Linked DNA regions of Homo sapiens: region 2 is linked to region 1. A link is a loop called in an ENCODE intact Hi-C map of the cell type or tissue named here. Cell type or tissue: IMR-90. All regions are shown on one strand.

The links. Hi-C counts contacts between places; a loop is a spot of excess contacts. Peaks named below come from ENCODE experiments on the same cell type or tissue, not always from the same donor. Only the 100,000 strongest peaks of a DNase experiment are listed, where the experiment ranks them.
Region 2: a loop joins it to region 1, with 5 times the contacts of the local background. A loop is called at or near these places in 15 of 110 quality-filtered maps.

Annotation. Positions count from the first base shown.
Region 1 is chr17:12,738,927-12,746,926 of GRCh38, forward strand. It overlaps MYOCD (myocardin), which reads left to right. Exons shown (of 14, transcript NM_001146312.3): 7 at 277-402; 8 at 5,257-5,510; 9 at 6,993-7,146. Among named protein-coding and RNA genes, the nearest start is that of MYOCD-AS1, 37 kb to the left of the region's middle. In IMR-90, a CTCF peak has its summit at 3,524 (motif pointing left); DNase peaks (open chromatin) are centred at 3,465 and 5,595; H3K27ac peaks cover 465 bases.
Region 2 is chr17:12,998,437-13,006,436 of GRCh38, forward strand. ELAC2 (elaC ribonuclease Z 2) reads right to left here. Exons shown (of 24, transcript NM_018127.7): 9 at 7,485-7,543; 10 at 7,317-7,389; 11 at 6,553-6,665; 12 at 5,043-5,138; 13 at 4,005-4,143; 14 at 3,838-3,923; 15 at 1,720-1,838; 16 at 1-72. Among named protein-coding and RNA genes, the nearest start is that of ELAC2, 16 kb to the right of the region's middle. In IMR-90, a CTCF peak has its summit at 4,850 (motif pointing left); a DNase peak (open chromatin) is centred at 4,825.

The DNA of each region.
Region 1 (8,000 bases):
TGTTCTCAGCTGGATGATAAGTTTATATATATATATGTATATATGTATATACACATAAACATATTTATATGTGTATACACATGTACATATATATACACACACACATATATACACACATATACGTATGTGACTCCTCCCACTGAGGGAGTAGGCTGATATTTACTTGGGTGAGAAGCTAGGATGAAAGCAGCAGAGGTATATATACGGACTCTAACATTTCTGTGTCACACAACTTATTCCTGTATCTTCCTAATATCGGTAACATTTGGATTTCAGGATCTTGCTTCTGGCTCAGAAAATGACAGAAATGACTCAGCCTCACAGCCCAGCCACCAGTCAGATGCGGGGAAGCAGGGGCTTGGCCCCCCCAGCACCCCCATAGCCGTGCATGCTGCTGTAAAGGTACGGACACATCAGCCTCCAAGCCCTGCCTGAGCGCTCGGCTCACAGAGCCGACTTGGAGCAGAACTTTCTGAGTTAGGTCTGACAACACGAGGAGAGTTACACGGAGGACCCAGGCAGAGGTTCAGCTCACTAGGAGGGTCACAAAACAGGAGATGAGAAATGGGTCACCATCCTTGCAGCACAGCAGAAGTCACCTCTGCCACGGAGAAGGCTGTGGGTTTGCATTTCTTTGGAATCACAGTCCAGCCAGCACGTTCCCCACTTAAAAGATTTCATAAGCTCACCTTTGAGGTAGACACAGCTGATTGTAAGGCAGGATTTGCAAGTTTCATAAAATAGGTATGCAGCAGTTGGATTTTATGCAAGGGAAGTAGCCCTGAAAAGCTTGCATAACGTAAAACTTACATCATTCAAGCCAGTCTTCCTATGGAAATAACCACGGGGTTTCATTCATAGTAGGCAGGTAGCTAGAATCATTATAGCAAATGTTTAGTTTTCTCAGCATTATATCTTTTTGTTAATTTTTATTTTTATTTCAATAGTTTTGGGGGTGCAGGTGGTTTTTGGTTACACAGAGAAGTTCTTTAGTGGTGATTTTTTTTCTTTTTCTTTTTTCTTTTTTGAGACAGAGTCTCTCTCTGTTGCCCAGGTTGGAATACAGTGGCGCGATCTCAGCTCACTGCAACCTCCGCCTCCCAGGTTCAAGTGATTCTCCTGCCTCAGCCTCCCGAGTATCTGGGACTACAGGCTCCCGCCACCATGCCCGGCTAATTTTTTGTGTTTTTCATAGAGATGGGGTTTCACTGTGTTAGCCAGGATGGTCTTCATCTCCTGACCTCATGATCCACCTGCCTTGGCCTTCCAAAGTGCTGGGATTACAGGCGTGAGCCACTGCGCCCGGCCCTTTAGTGGCGATTTCGGAGATTGTAGTGCACCCGTCACCTGAGCAGTGTACACTGTACACAATACGGAATCTTTTATCCCTCACCCCACTCCCAATCTTCCCCCAATCCCCAAATTCCATTACATAATTCTTACGCCTCTGCATCCTCATAGCTTAGTTCCCACTTATAAGTGAGAACACATGATACTTGGTTTTCCATTCCTGAGTTACTTCACTTAGAATAATGGCCTGCAGCTCCATCCAAGTGGCTGCAAAAGACATTATTTCATTCCTTTTTATGGCTGAGTAGCATTCCATGTTGTATATGTACCACATTTTCTTTATCCACTTGTTGGTTGATGGGCACTTCGGTTGGGTCCATATCTTTGCACTTGCGACTCGTGCTTCTATAAACACCAGCATCGCATCTCACAGTACACAGGCTGCTCTCTCTTCAGTTAATTGCCTGGTAATCATGTGGCCTTCTTTATAATGTTTTATCCCAAATAACTTCCCTTTGTGTTCCTTTTTTTTTTCTTTTGAGATGGAGTTTCACTCTTGTTGCCCAGGCTGGAGTGCAGTGGCGTGATCTCAGCTCGTCGCAACCTCCGCCTCCCAGGTTCAAGTGATTCTCCTGCCTCAGCCTCCCCAGTAGCTGGGAGTATAGGTGCACACCACCATGCCTGGCAAATTTTGTATTTTTAGTAAAGACGGGGTTTCTCCATGTTGGTCAGGCTGATCTTGAACTCCTGACCTCAGGTAATCCACCTGCCTCAGCCTCCCAGAGTGCTGGGATTACAGGCGTAAGCCACCGTGCCTGGCCTATACCCAAATAACTTCCAACTGATTTGGGAACACGTTTTCTCAGCTCGAGTGCCACCACTTAATGAATGTTAAAATGACTCTTACGGGACTTAAAAAAGATTGTAAATTGAAGTAAAAATCAATGATATAGTAACAGTTTTATGGTCTAATGGATGATAGACACTTCAGTTTGCCAATAAGGCTCCCCCACCAAACCACAAGAGCTTAAACCCAGCTGACAATTCACTCAGCTCAACAGGTCGGAAATTATGTGACTATCAATGCATTTTGTTCATTGCAGGGGAAGGAGGAGGAGATGAGTCCCGTTATTTCTAAAGCTGAGTATAAAAAGAAATGTTATTCATATTTCTATCACAGTATTTAAATTTTGCATAATTTAAGTTAGCAGTGGAGCATGGTGGCTCACGCCTGTAATCCCAGCACTTTGGGAGGCCGAGGCGGGCAGATCACCTGAGGTCAGGAGTTCGAGACCAGCCTGGCCAATATGGTGAAACCCCGTCTCTACCAAAAAATACAAAAATTAGCCGGACGTGGTGGCGTGTGCCTGTAATCCCAGCTACTCAGGAGGCTGAGGCAGGATAATCGCTTGAACCCAGGAGGGGGTGGTGGCAGTGAGCCGAGATCGCAGTCACTGCACTCTAGCCTGGTCGACAGAGCGAGACTCTGTATATATATATAAAAAAAAAAAAAATTAGCAAAGCCTTCAACCTCACTGTAGTAGAAAGTATGATAGAAGCCCAGGAGATGAACAGATCGCTTTCTGTGAAAAAGGCGATTCTTACAGACACCCAGCTGGTCCCGGCAGGCTGGTTGTTTGTAGAAGAGCCATCATTTCTTCTGCTTGGTCAACAAACACAAAAACCTTAGTGTCCCCTGGGCTCAAAAAGAGAATAGTAATAGTAGCCTTTACCCCAGACTATCCAGAGTAAATGGTCCGATTTCAGTATCTTCTGGAATGTGCTAAGGCAACATAGAGAAAAAAAGCTCCTGGACCTCCGACTTAGCTGCGGGACCCTGCCAGGGCTGCAGCTCCCATCCTCCCCAGACAAGGCAAGCCTCAGAATGAGGCGACAACAGCAGCTGGTCTGGAGCAGGCCAGGGCAGAGCTGGTTTCGGGAGCCCTGCAGAAACTCTCCAAGGACAGAAGACTGATTAACTAACTAGAATGCTAATCGATTAGTAAGCAGAGAGAAACGGAGCCACCAAACACACCCAACTACTTGTGTTCATTATTCATTAGTCGCCAGGAAGAAGTCTCTTTGGAAAACAAAAGAGCCTTTGGGGGTGCATTGCGCTGAGTCCAAGTGAGTTGTAAGCTCCTTTGGATAAGGTCACATTCAGATGTGTAGTTTGTGGTTGAAGTGGGGAACCTGCCAAGTCAGAATATGCTTGCCAGCTGTTCAGGAGCCCCCTCTTCTGGACACCGGTGGAAACACACTTTCCTTCCAATGTTCCCCCAAATCCTAGCTCACTCGTGGTCATGACATCCGTGTTCTTCATTTCAACCTTCTGTAATAAAGTCAGGGTTTGAAAATTATTTTTTTTTTTTGAGGCGGAGTCTCGCTCTATCACCCAGGCTGGAGTGTAGTGGCGCAATCTCGGCTTACTGCAACCTCCACCTCCTGGGTTCAAGCTATTCTACTGCCTCACCCTCCCGAGAAGCTGAGACTACAGGCATCTACCACCAAGCCCAGCTAATTTTTTGTATTTTTACCAGAGACAGGGTTTCACCATGTTGGCCAGGCTGGTCTCGAACTCCTGACCTCAAGTGATGCGCCCACCTCCGCCTCCCAAAGTGCTGGGATTACAGGCATGAGCCACCGCGCCCGGCCTGAAAATTACTTTTTTTTAACCTGATAACAGGATGGACCCATTCCTTCCTAATATACAAAGGTCTTTTATTTCAGGAGCAGGTTATAGACATAATTACCTGTTCATTGACTACCTGTTATTATTTCAATATTATCTTTTATAGTCTTTATATTGATTAGTGAGAGAAAAAGTAAAGAATATTTTCTCCAACTTGCAGGTGAGGAAACTGAGATGTATTAAAGTTAAGTAATTGTACCACTTTCAAAAATTTGTCTTATCTTCCAAGACTATACCCTTAACTTCCTGATTCAGTGTGTCCAAATCATGCAATACATGCTTTGGGTTCCAACTCTGGGAAGTGTTCCAGTTAGGTGGATAACCCTTCCCATAATAAGTAAAGTGTCCTTATTTCAAAAGGTGTTACTTCCTGATCTTTCATCGGTATTTGGCAGGCAGGCGAGAGGGTGTTCAGCAGGCAGATAGGCAAGGTTTATCTTACTTTCAGCTCAAAGCAACAAATAACCACATTCTAGATTTTCAAAGAAAATCTTAGTTTTATCTTAGTTTATGTCATTAATAAGTCGACTTATTAAGTGTTTAACTAAAAGTGACTGCACATATGCATATGAAAGTTCTTTTTTTTTTTTTTTTTTTTTTTGAGATGGAGTTTCGCTCTTGTTGCCCAGGCTGGAGTGCAATGGCGTGATCTCGGCTCACTGCAACCTCTGCCTCCTGGGTTCAAGCAATTCTCCTGCCTCAGTTTCCCGAGTAGCTGGGATTACAGGCGCCTGACACCACACCTGGCTACTTTTTGTATTTTTTGTAGAGAAGGGGTTTCACCGTGTTGGTCAGGCTAGTCTCGAACTCATGACTTCAGGTGATCCACCCGCCTCGGCCTCCCAAAGTGTTGGCATTGGCATTACAGGTGTGAGCCATCGCTCCCAGCCATGAAAGAACTTTCTACAAGTAGTCTCAAGATCAGAATGCAACCTTTGTTAGGTCATCAGTTGGTTTTAGGTTAGGAGAATGCACTCATTGAAACACAGGATTACATTTTGCTGTACTCCAGAAAGGAAAAACTCTGGAGCTGCTTCTAAGATTCAACATTCCCTGTCTAAGGAGTGTCCTTCCAGTGTGATACATTTGCAATGGATTTGTTCATTAGCAACGTTAGTGTCCTAGGAGCTCTTTGTACATCATGCCTTTGCTATATTATATTTCTGAGATCCAAGAATGGCCATCAGACAAAACTGCCTCACAACGTGTCCATGATGCAAAATCATTCTCAGCCATCACCTAAAGCACATGCAATTTCCTCATCTTCTTTGCAGTCCAAATCCTTGGGTGACAGTAAGAACCGCCACAAAAAGCCCAAGGACCCCAAGCCAAAGGTGAAGAAGCTTAAATATCACCAGTACATTCCCCCAGACCAGAAGGCAGAGAAGTCCCCTCCACCTATGGACTCAGCCTACGCTCGGCTGCTCCAGCAACAGCAGCTGTTCCTGCAGCTCCAAATCCTCAGCCAGCAGCAGCAGCAGCAGCAACACCGATTCAGCTACCTAGGGATGCACCAAGCTCAGCTTAAGTAAGTCCGGCAAGGCTGGGAGGGTGGCTGTGGGCAGAGGTTGGGAAGGGTGTCTATTAATATCTATCTGCCAGCACCATGGGGCCTAGCAAGTCCTGTATTGCACCATTTCCTCATCCAGTATGTTTGGAAGGTGACTCAATTTAGAAACTATGCACACCTTTTCAGAGCCGTAAGACTGGGAGGAAGCAAATACAGGGCCCTCTATATCTGCAGATGTATTCCAAACCCTCATTGGATCCCTGAAACCTCAGAGAGTACTGAACTCTACATATACTGTATTTTTCTTAGGCATATATACCTGTGATAAGGTTTCACTTATAAATTAGGCACAGTGAGAGAATAACAATAATAGCTAGCAATAATGTAGAACAATTATAGCAAGATACTGTAATAAAAGGTATCTGGATGTGGTGGTTTCTCTCTCAAAATAACTTATTGTACTGGACACAACTATTTTTGAACTGCAGTTGACCTCAGGTAACTGAAATCTTGTAAAGTGAAACTGCCAATAGGTGGAGGGACTGCTATAAATCAATGCCCTTGATAAGAGGCCCCTTTGGGGAAAAGGAAAGTATTAGCACTTTCAAGTTGGACTATGGAAAGTCTAAGAATGTGATATTGGAATTATGAGCAATTCCGATGCCCTTCTGCTTTTAGAAGGAACAGGGCTGAGCAGCTGACAGACACTCTCAAAGATTGACTCCTGAGCCCAGGTTGTGTGACCACATTGCTAGGTCACCTTTTATTTTTTTTAAATATATTTATTTATTTATTCATTTATTTTTTCGAGATGGAGTTTCACTCTTGTTGCCCAGGCTGGAGTGCAATGGCGCGATCTTGGCTCACCGCAACCTCCGCCTCCCAGGTTCAAGCGATTCTCCTGCCTCAGCCTCCCTAGTAGCTAGGATTACAGGCATGCGCCACCACGCCCGGCTAATTTTGTATTTTTAGTAGAGACAGGGTCTCTCCACGTTGGTCAGGCTGGTCTCAAACTCCCAACCTCAGGTGATCCACCCGCCTCGGCCTCCCAAAGTGCTCGGATTACAGGCATGAGCCACCGTGCCTGGCCAGGTCACCCTTTAAATTGTCAATATCCCCACATATAAAGTTGAGATGTAGATTCCTCCTGTGTCATCCTCAGACTATATACTAGCAATTATGCTGAGCACTAAACGCAACCAAGCTTCACCAGGTGTGTTTGGCCTCCCCAGGACAGAGCATCAGCTGAATCACAGGTGGATGTGTCCTCTTTCATATGCCAAAGTCCCTGCCACTCCCTCTTATCTCCCTAAACAAAGTTCAGATGTCACGCACCGCTTACCGTCTAGCCGGCAGTGTTGTTTTTCCTCACCCTGGTCTCTTCTGCTGGTTTATTACATGCCTGACCCTTGCAGGCAATCACTTTGGGATCCGATCTAAATGCAAGTTATCCCACCAATATTTGATTGTACTTGAAATGCCTCTTTGTTTGTTTTTTAGGGAACCAAATGAACAGATGGTCAGAAATCCAAACTCTTCTTCAACGCCACTGAGCAATACCCCCTTGTCTCCTGTCAAAAACAGTTTTTCTGGACAAACTGGTGTCTCTTCTTTCAAACCAGGCCCACTCCCACCTAACCTGGATGATCTGAAGGTATAGGATTTGACATGAGTTTCTTTCTTTTTTTAAACAAATACAACAGTATGTTGTTAACATCACCAGGACCAACTGATATCTGGAGTAAGAGAGTGGGAGGGGAAGAAGACTGTAGGAAACACTGAAGGAGGTGACAGAATTTATCCTGCTGTGGTTGAACACCCCAGTTGTCTAGTCCATTTTATGCAGCCGTAACAGGATACTGGAAACTGGGAAATTTGAAAAGAAAAGGAATTTATTTCTCACAGTTCTAGAACTGAGAAGTCCGAGGACATGGCACCAGTATCTGGCAAATGCCATCCCATGGTAGAAGGGCAGAAGGTGGAAGGGCAAGAAAGGGCAAGAGCCCTTTCTTTTGAGATAGAGGGAAAAGACAAACTTTATGTTTATTTTACCATAGCAAAAAATAATTTTTAAGTAGGCTATTTCTAGATAAGAGTAAGACAGGAGACAAGTGAGACAGGAGATGCTTTAGCCAAAGAGAAACATGATCCAGATATGATAGTGCCATCTGTCAGACCCCTCAAAACCCACTTTTGGGAGGCTGAGGCAGGTGGATCCCTCTAGATACACATGCTCAGAATCATTGGCTGGTGAGAGTTACGGTAATTAGTATAGGTATAAGGAGATGATGATGATGATGGTGCCTACCTTTTTTTTTTTTTTTTTTTGAGATGGAGTCTTGCTCTGTCATCCAGGCTGGAGTGCAGTGGCACAATCTTGGCTCACTGCAAGCTCTGCTTCCCGGCTTCAAGCGATTCTCCTGCCTTAGCTTCCCTAGTAGCTGGGACTACAGGCACCTACCACTACACCCAGCTAATTTTTGTATTTTTAGTAGAGACAGGGTTTCA
Region 2 (8,000 bases), 260 kb after region 1:
CATTTCGAATCTTCATCGGGATGGCAGACCCTGTTCCAAGGAAGATGATTTCTGGGTACTGACTTCTTTTCTCTGTGAAAAAATCCATGTGAAACAATCCATTCCTTTGGGTCAAAAGTGAGCCAGCATGCAGCCATGAGAAGGTGCAATGGTTTGAGTGTCATTGGTTTGTCCCCAGACCTCATGTGGAAACGTGCTCCCTAGTATGGCGGTTTTGGGAGGCGGGGCCTAGTGGAAGGCGTTTGGGCTACAGGGACGGACCCTCCTGAGTGGCTTGGAGCTGCAGTAGTAAGTACTGGCTCTCAGGAGACTGCATTACTTCTCAAGGGAATGGATTTGTTCCCAGGAGAGGGGGGTTGTTATAAAGCCAGAGTGCAGCTCAGGTTATCCCGTCTTCACAAGCGTCCACTTCCTACTTGCGCTCCTCTGCCACGTTATGATGCAGCATGGAAGCCTTCACTGGAAGCTAGGGCCGTGACCTTCAATTCTCAGCCCGCAGAACCGTGAACTAAATACACCTCTTTTCTTGATAAATTACCCAGTCTCACATATTCTTTTATAATAACAAAACACAGACTAAGACAGATGGGTAAGCAACATAGTTCTATCCAGCTTCCCAGGAGGGGGACTGGCAGGCCCCTGGCAACCGCTCTGAAACAAAGGACTTCGCACCAGTGTGGGACCCACAGGCTATCTGTCACCAAAAGGCTAAGAAGAACAAATAAATTCTCCAGTCCTTTCTTCAAAAGAATTGCTGTAATTCTTTTACATTTAAAAAATGACATTTCTTTATGCTGGGAACTGTCATTTATTTCAAGAGAACAGTGTGTGCCTTGCATCCAGCTCTCACTGCAAGACCATGCACTTCGGTCGCATCCTCCCAGCCCTACCAGGTAGGAAATGCTCTGCTTCCCAAGGGGGAAACAGGCTCAGACGCCCAGGTCTCCAGTGAAGATGGTAAGAGGCAGGGTCAGGATTCAAATCCAGGGAGACCCGATGGTTCCAAAGCCTGTGCCCGGCCCTCAGCCTCAGTTGAGTGACGTGGCCAAGATCCTCCATGGATTTGCATCCGCAAAGCCAGGACTAGATCTCTGCCAGCCAAGTCCCTGCTCAGAGCTCTTTCCACAGGTGTTCACTAAAACGTTTCACTCAGTGCGTGCCTTGCCAAGAATGCCTGGGTGCCATCGCCAAATGCTCTGATTGGGTGGGATGGGGCACAGGAATTGGGATTTTTTTTTTTGAGACGGAGTCTCACTCTGTCGTCCAGGCTGGAGCGCAGTGGCACGACCTTGGCTCACTGCAAGCTCCGCCTCCCGGGTTCTCGCCATTCTCCTGCCTCAGTCTCCCGAGTAGCTGGGACTACAGGCGCCCGCCGCCACGCCCAGCTAATTTTTGTATTTTTAGTAGAGACGGGGTTTCATCATGTTAGCCAGGATGGTCTCGATCTCCCGACCTCGCGATCCACCTGCCTCGGCCTCCCGAAGTGCTGGGATTACAGGTGTGAGCCACCGCGCCCAGCCAGGAATTGGGATTCTTAAACTCCCCAAAGCCCCCTCCTCCAATGACTATAATTCTAATGTAGAGCTGAGTAGAGAAGCCCTGGATTAGACTGAAAAGCCAGGTTAGAATGCGCCCCACCAGCACTCCACTTAATGCTAGGAAAACAGCAGCAGGGGCAGAGCCCAGGAAAGAAAGGCTGCTCTGTGGGCTCCCACTCACCTGCTGGGGCTGGGCCGTCCTGCGCACTCCTCCTGTACTCCTGCACGCTCTGCTGGAAGTTGGGAAGCTGCAGCGCCTCAACTATGAATTCCTCAGGATTGCAAGTAATAATGGCATCCCTGCAGGAAGAGAGAGAAGCATCTCAGGTGACGGACAGGGTATATGGCCTCAGCAGACCCCATTGGGGATGTCCAGAATAAATTCAGGGGGACAATCTGCAGGAAGTTCCTTCAGATCAACACTGAAGGTTAAGTGACTAGGATCTGGGGCAGGTCTGCTCCACCGCCTTTTGGATGCTGCATCGCTCTGCCTCAGGGCCAGTCAACGGGGAACTACTGATGCTCAGGGCAAGACAGTTTTTTTCTGTGGCCAGTGCTGCTGTCCTGGTGCAGTACCCCTGACCTCTACCCACTAGCAGCACCACTACCCACCTCCTAGGCTGTGACAACCAAGAACGTTTCCAGATGTTGCCAAATGTCCTCTGAGGGGTCAATGGTCCGAGCTGAGAAGCAGGGGCCCTAGAGGAGTGACTCTGAAACTCATGTTCACACCCAGGAACCTTGGCAAAACGCAGAAGCCAGTTCGGCAGCTCTGCAGTGAGGCCTGAGATCCCACTTTCCTAGCAAGCCCCAGATCACACGGAGTGGCAACTCCTTGGACAGGCGGCTCTTCAACCTCGCTGAGCATTAAAATCATCTGGGAGCTTGTGAGTCCCAAGCCTAACTCTCAAGATTCTAATTCACTAGGTCTAGGGCAGGCCCTGTGCAATATTTTTCACAAGCACAAGGTAAATCTGAATGTCGGCTAGGGCTGTGTATCGCTGCTGTGTGTTAAGAGCCTGCGCAGATGCCAACAAAGGGACACCAGGTTCTTCAACCCCGTGATGTTGCCTGTGGGCCCGAGTCTTGCTAGTATAGTCTCTTAAAGGGCCCCAACTACCCAACCTCAACAGCACACAGCATCCAGTCATAATCCAGCACATGCTCTATTCTAATACAAATACTGTGGAGTGGGCAGGAAACTTAAAATCAAGGTTCAGATCCTTAAAAATTAAAACAGGCCGGGCACGGCTCACGCCTGTAATCCCAACACTTTGGGAGGCTGAGGTGGGTGGATCACCTGAGGTCAGGAGTTCGAGACCAGCCTGCCAACATGGTGAAACCCGTCTCTGCTAAAATTACAAAAAATTAGCCGGGCGTGGTAGCAGGCGCCTGTAATTCCAGCTATTCGGGAGGCTGGGGCAGGAGAAATGCTTGAACCCGGGAGGCGGAGGTTGCAGTGAGCTGAGATCACGCCATTGCACTCCAGCCTGGGCAACAAGAGTGAAACTCCGTCTCAAAAAAATAAATAAATAAATAAAATAAATAAATTAATTAATTAAAATAAAGATGTGGGGCAGTAAGGCTGTTCACTTTCCTGGTTGGATTGTACTGGAAGAGGCTTTCAAGATGGCATCTTACATTTATCAAGTACCTTAACAAGTCTCACACTCTGGGCCAGTAATCCCACATTTAGGAATGACTTGAAGGGAACAGAGTTCCCATCAAAGATTTATATATAAGACATTTATTGTTTCATTCATTAAAAACAACAAAAAATTGGAAACATCCCAAATGAGTAAACATCCCTATTTGGAATACCAATAAAAATCTTGTTACTTAAGACTGTTTAGTGATACAGGAAAAGACTGACAATATAAACCCACATACACAAATCAAGAAACACAAAATGTTATCAATCATTATCTCTGGGCAACAGGATTATGGGTGACTTTGTTCATCACACATTTCCTATTTTCTATACTGTGAAACACACGAGCTCTATCACTGCTATTCCCATGCAAGGCAATTTTGGAAAAGGAGAACTACTGGCCCCAATCCGCCCACCTCAACCCAGCCTGGAGTAGGCTGCTTTTCTAAATAAATTCACGCTGGCACACAGCCAAGCCCATTCATTAGCTTATTGTCCGTGTTTCTTTTGTGCTCAAAGCGGAGTTGAATAGTTACAACAGAGACCATATGGTCTGGAGAGCCTCCTGGAACATTTACTATGTGGCTATTTACAGAAATGTTTCCCAACTCGACTGAGACGATTCCATTAGTTCAAGATGGCACAGACCTCTGCCACTCCCTCCTGGGACGGAGCTGGTACTTGAGGAGGCATTCACCCTGAACCATGGGCACACTGAGGGTGGGGCCCTCCTTCTGAAAGAGACAAAACACATTCATGGAGAGAAAGAGAGGGGACGAGAGCTGGGCCGACAAGGGGCCGGTCTGAGACACTACCTTACAGCGGAAACTGGTGAGCAGGGGGAAGATGTCCGGGTGGATGAGGTTGAGCTGGGTTTGAATCTTGTGGCTGCGAAGGTTGTGAACTGAGGCACAGTTCTCATTCAGGACCAAGTGCTGGGTGTCAGGCCCAAACCTGTGAAGAAACAGACCCGGCATTTGCAGCGTCTGTTAGGAGGCAGCTCCCCCTGAGGAGTGGTGCTGAGCTCAGGAGTGGTAATGAGGATGAGGTGTTCAAACAGTTCAGTGACTTGCCCCAAGCAGTGTTACTACATGGCCAAACATGGTCCCACTCCTGCTGTCTCAAAGCCCGGTGTTCCCTAGCTCAGCTGCCTTTCAGGTGTGCTGGGAAGAGTGAGAGGAAAAACAAGAAAAAGAAGATGTCCAGGGCATACAAATAGGGGACCCAAACCCTGAGGAATGAAAGAGACAGCAGGAGAGCAGGCCATGGAGTGAGGGGCAGGTAAACGGGCCATGTGGGGAGATACGGGCAGGGGCCAAAAAGCAGCCCAAGGTCACCCCGCACCCGAGCTCAACTCATACTCCTCCACCTGGCCCTGGCCAGCGATGCCCCGAGGAAAAAGATGCCTTCCAGTGACTAAACATCTACCTCCCAGGGCTGCTGGCGACGACCCTAGAGGAAATGAAGTGAAATGAAGGGTATTTCACACACTGCCTCCCACAAAGTGGGCATTCAGTAAATGGAAGCTATCATTTTATAGCTGCAATCTCTTCTTTGGAATTCACTTATGGAATCCTCAACCAAACGGCAGTATTTGTTCAGACACCCTGAAGAGTGTGGAGGGTGTAAAATAAATGGAATCGTGTGGACACTGCGCCACCTAGCGGTGCATTTTCTTCACGAGTGTAGCACAGATCTGGGAAGCCTAGAATTCTGGGAAGGCAGGAATCCCACAGAAAGTTTAGGCAGGTGCAGAAGGGTAGGTAGCGCTGGAAAGAGCACGAGGGGAGGAAAGGGGAATCCACCACTGCCCAGAAGAGTTACCCCAAGTGCCGCTGGGCTGGGCTCCATACCTCTCCATCCACTGCTGGTACCTGCTGTCCACAAGCACAGATGCTGGGGCCATGTGAACCACCAAGGCCACGGGGGCATCTGCCTTTCCTTGGTACCTGGGCAGAAGAGTGGGGCTTTACAAAGTGATGCAGACTCAGGACACACCAAGACAGGGACCACGCAGCCAGGGAGGGGTATCGTGCGGCCCTCTGCAGCACTGCAGTGAGCTGACAGCCTCCACGCCCAGGCCATGCTCTCACAGCAGGCTGCTCACGGCAGACCCCGGTGCTGGGCCATTTCCAATGGACGTGGGATTCCTGTATCTGGCAAGCTCTGCTCTGGGCTTTCCAGTAGGCCTGGCTGATCCTTTCTCAGCACTGCACTTCCTTCCTACCCTCTCCACTCATACGGGTCCAACCTGCAAAGCCAGACCCAGGCTCTCCCTGCCTCCTCCTGCTCCCTCTCTCCTTCCTCTCTCACAGTCAAATTTCCTCGAATAAACCTCCTGCACCTCCAATGCCACCCTGGTGTCTGCCTTCCAGAGGACCTGAGACACAGGCACGAGAAATGAAAATCATCTGAAATTTCACCACCTGGACAACAGACCACTTACTAACATGCTGATGTGTTTCCCTCCAGTTCCCTTTAAAAAGAAATATACACAGTAGCTATTTTTATCTATCCCAGCATCATCACACATCCACACATGGCTCTCAAATGACACCTGATTCATTGAAGAGGTTTTGCTGCCCAAAACTGGATTAAAATACAAAGCCGGGGCTACCAGCGCATCCAAATTCACCCACAGAGAATAAAGCAGACCATGAAACAACTCCTAACGCTCTGACTCGGAAGGGGTACAGCAGCCCAAAAGGATTTGTTGTGGTAAGTAGAAAAAAACAAGTGAAAAAATACAGATAGATACAAACTAGGAACAGGAAAAATACAGGTAAACCATTAAGAGTGGGGGAAAAGATTCAAACTCAGATAGGTGGGTCAAAGATGATTCCATCTGGAATGAAAGCTGAACCGCAAAACTGGTTAACTTCGATAGAGGACAACAACAGAGTGGCAGTTAGCCCAAAAGACATTCCCCAGCTGTGAGTCCATCCCATAACACGGACTCTTGACCACGACAGTCTCACACACTCTGACCCACCTCATTTGTTTCAATGCAGGTAATGGAAGAAAATTAATTCAGTTCAAAATAATCCAAATGATAATCTGGGGCATTAGTTAGAATTCAAAAAAGTTCTAGAATTTCTTCTGGTATAAGAGCTGTAAGAGTTCTAGTTGAATTTCTAGTCCTCAGTTGTTTCTAGTTTTCAATCTTTTCTAATTTCACTTTGAGGCTGTGTACACCGGAGCCCACCAACTACCAACAGTGACTTAAGGCAGGAGTGCCGGCCTCTGAACTGTAAACCCAGATAGTGGTCTTCCCAGAAACACAGCTCTTGCCACAAGATGCCCATGTCGATGCTGGGCTGGGTTTCAGCTCTCACTTCTCCCACCCTAGAGACCCCTCATTACCTCTGAAAGGTGGCATTCTCACAGATGGGTTGAATGAAGCTTTCATCTGGACATTCTACCACCACAAAAGCAGCACCAGGATCTGGAGGAGTACACAGCTCTTCAGCCAAAATCTGCAAAACCAAATAAGCCCGCCCACTGGGGGTCACAGCTCAGCCACCAAACTGAACTGCCTTCAAGGCAACTGCTAACATGACATATCCTATCCAGTGAGCTGAGAGGTAAACAAAGCACAAAACCAACTTTACACATCACCATCAACACCCTTCTGGTCTCTTTGTGGATACCTAAACAGGTAACTGTCAGGTTGAGGCACTTCAGGCCTACACTGGCCAGGAAAGGAGGCTTGGCATTAAGGTTTTCTTCAGTCTGTGGCCACTGGTCCTAATGTCCTCAGAAGTCAGAGGAAATATCTTGACATAGAATACTGTGGCATTCCTCTGGACCATAAACCCCAGGCCCATCCATATGGGGTCTGTTGTTAGACACTGTCCTGAGCTCAAGTACCAAGGAAAGCATGCACCCTTTAAGGAGGACGGTGACTAGATCCTAAATGGACAATCTACAAAAATGCTCGAATGCAGCCGTGTTGACATGCGGGACAAACACAGATAAAAGAGGCCATTTTATCACTTAGCTGAGTGATGTCCAAACTGTTCCACGTCCTTCAAAAGTGGTGTCTGTAGGGCCTGAAGAAGACAGACTCTGCCCAGCATTTCAGACCCTACCTGTAACTGCTGAATCAAGAAAACCAGGCATCTCACCTCTCTTCCTTCATGAGTGATGCTTTTCCCGTCCTTGACAGCAGCAATGATGGGAGCGATGGCAGCTGTCCCACTGAAATGAAGAGGCAAGGCCTCTGTGAAATGTGATTTCCTTAAGTGGACAGGTGTACCCAGTGAGTCCCCAGAAGCCTTACCCCCCACACTCACACTGGGAGGCCCATCTCCTTTGCTTTGAGCACCAAGAAGTTTCCTCTCTTTAAGTGAAGCTGCAACAAAGAGAACATAGATGTGATCTTAGGGGCTAATGAAGAAGGTTGGTTTTAATCAATTTTCTTAGAAGTGTATTTTTCTAGATTAAAAAAAAATAATAATGTTGGCCAGGCACGGTGGCTCACGCCTGTAATTCCAGTACTTTCGGAGGCTGAGGCGGGCAGATCACCTGAGGTCAGGAGTTTGAGACCAGCCTGACCAACGTGGAGAAACCCCGTCTCTACTAAAAATACAAAATTGGCCAGGCGTGGTGGCACGTGCCTGTAATCCCAGCAACTCAGGAAGCTGAGGCAGGAGAATCGCTTGAACCCAGAGGCGGATGTTGCAGTGAGCCGAGATCGCGCCATTGCACTCCAGCCTAGGCAACAAAAGCGAAAGTCTGTCTCAAAAAAAAAAATAAAAAATAAAATGATGTTGTTTCCTTACAATTCATTAAAATGCGTTTATTGCTTT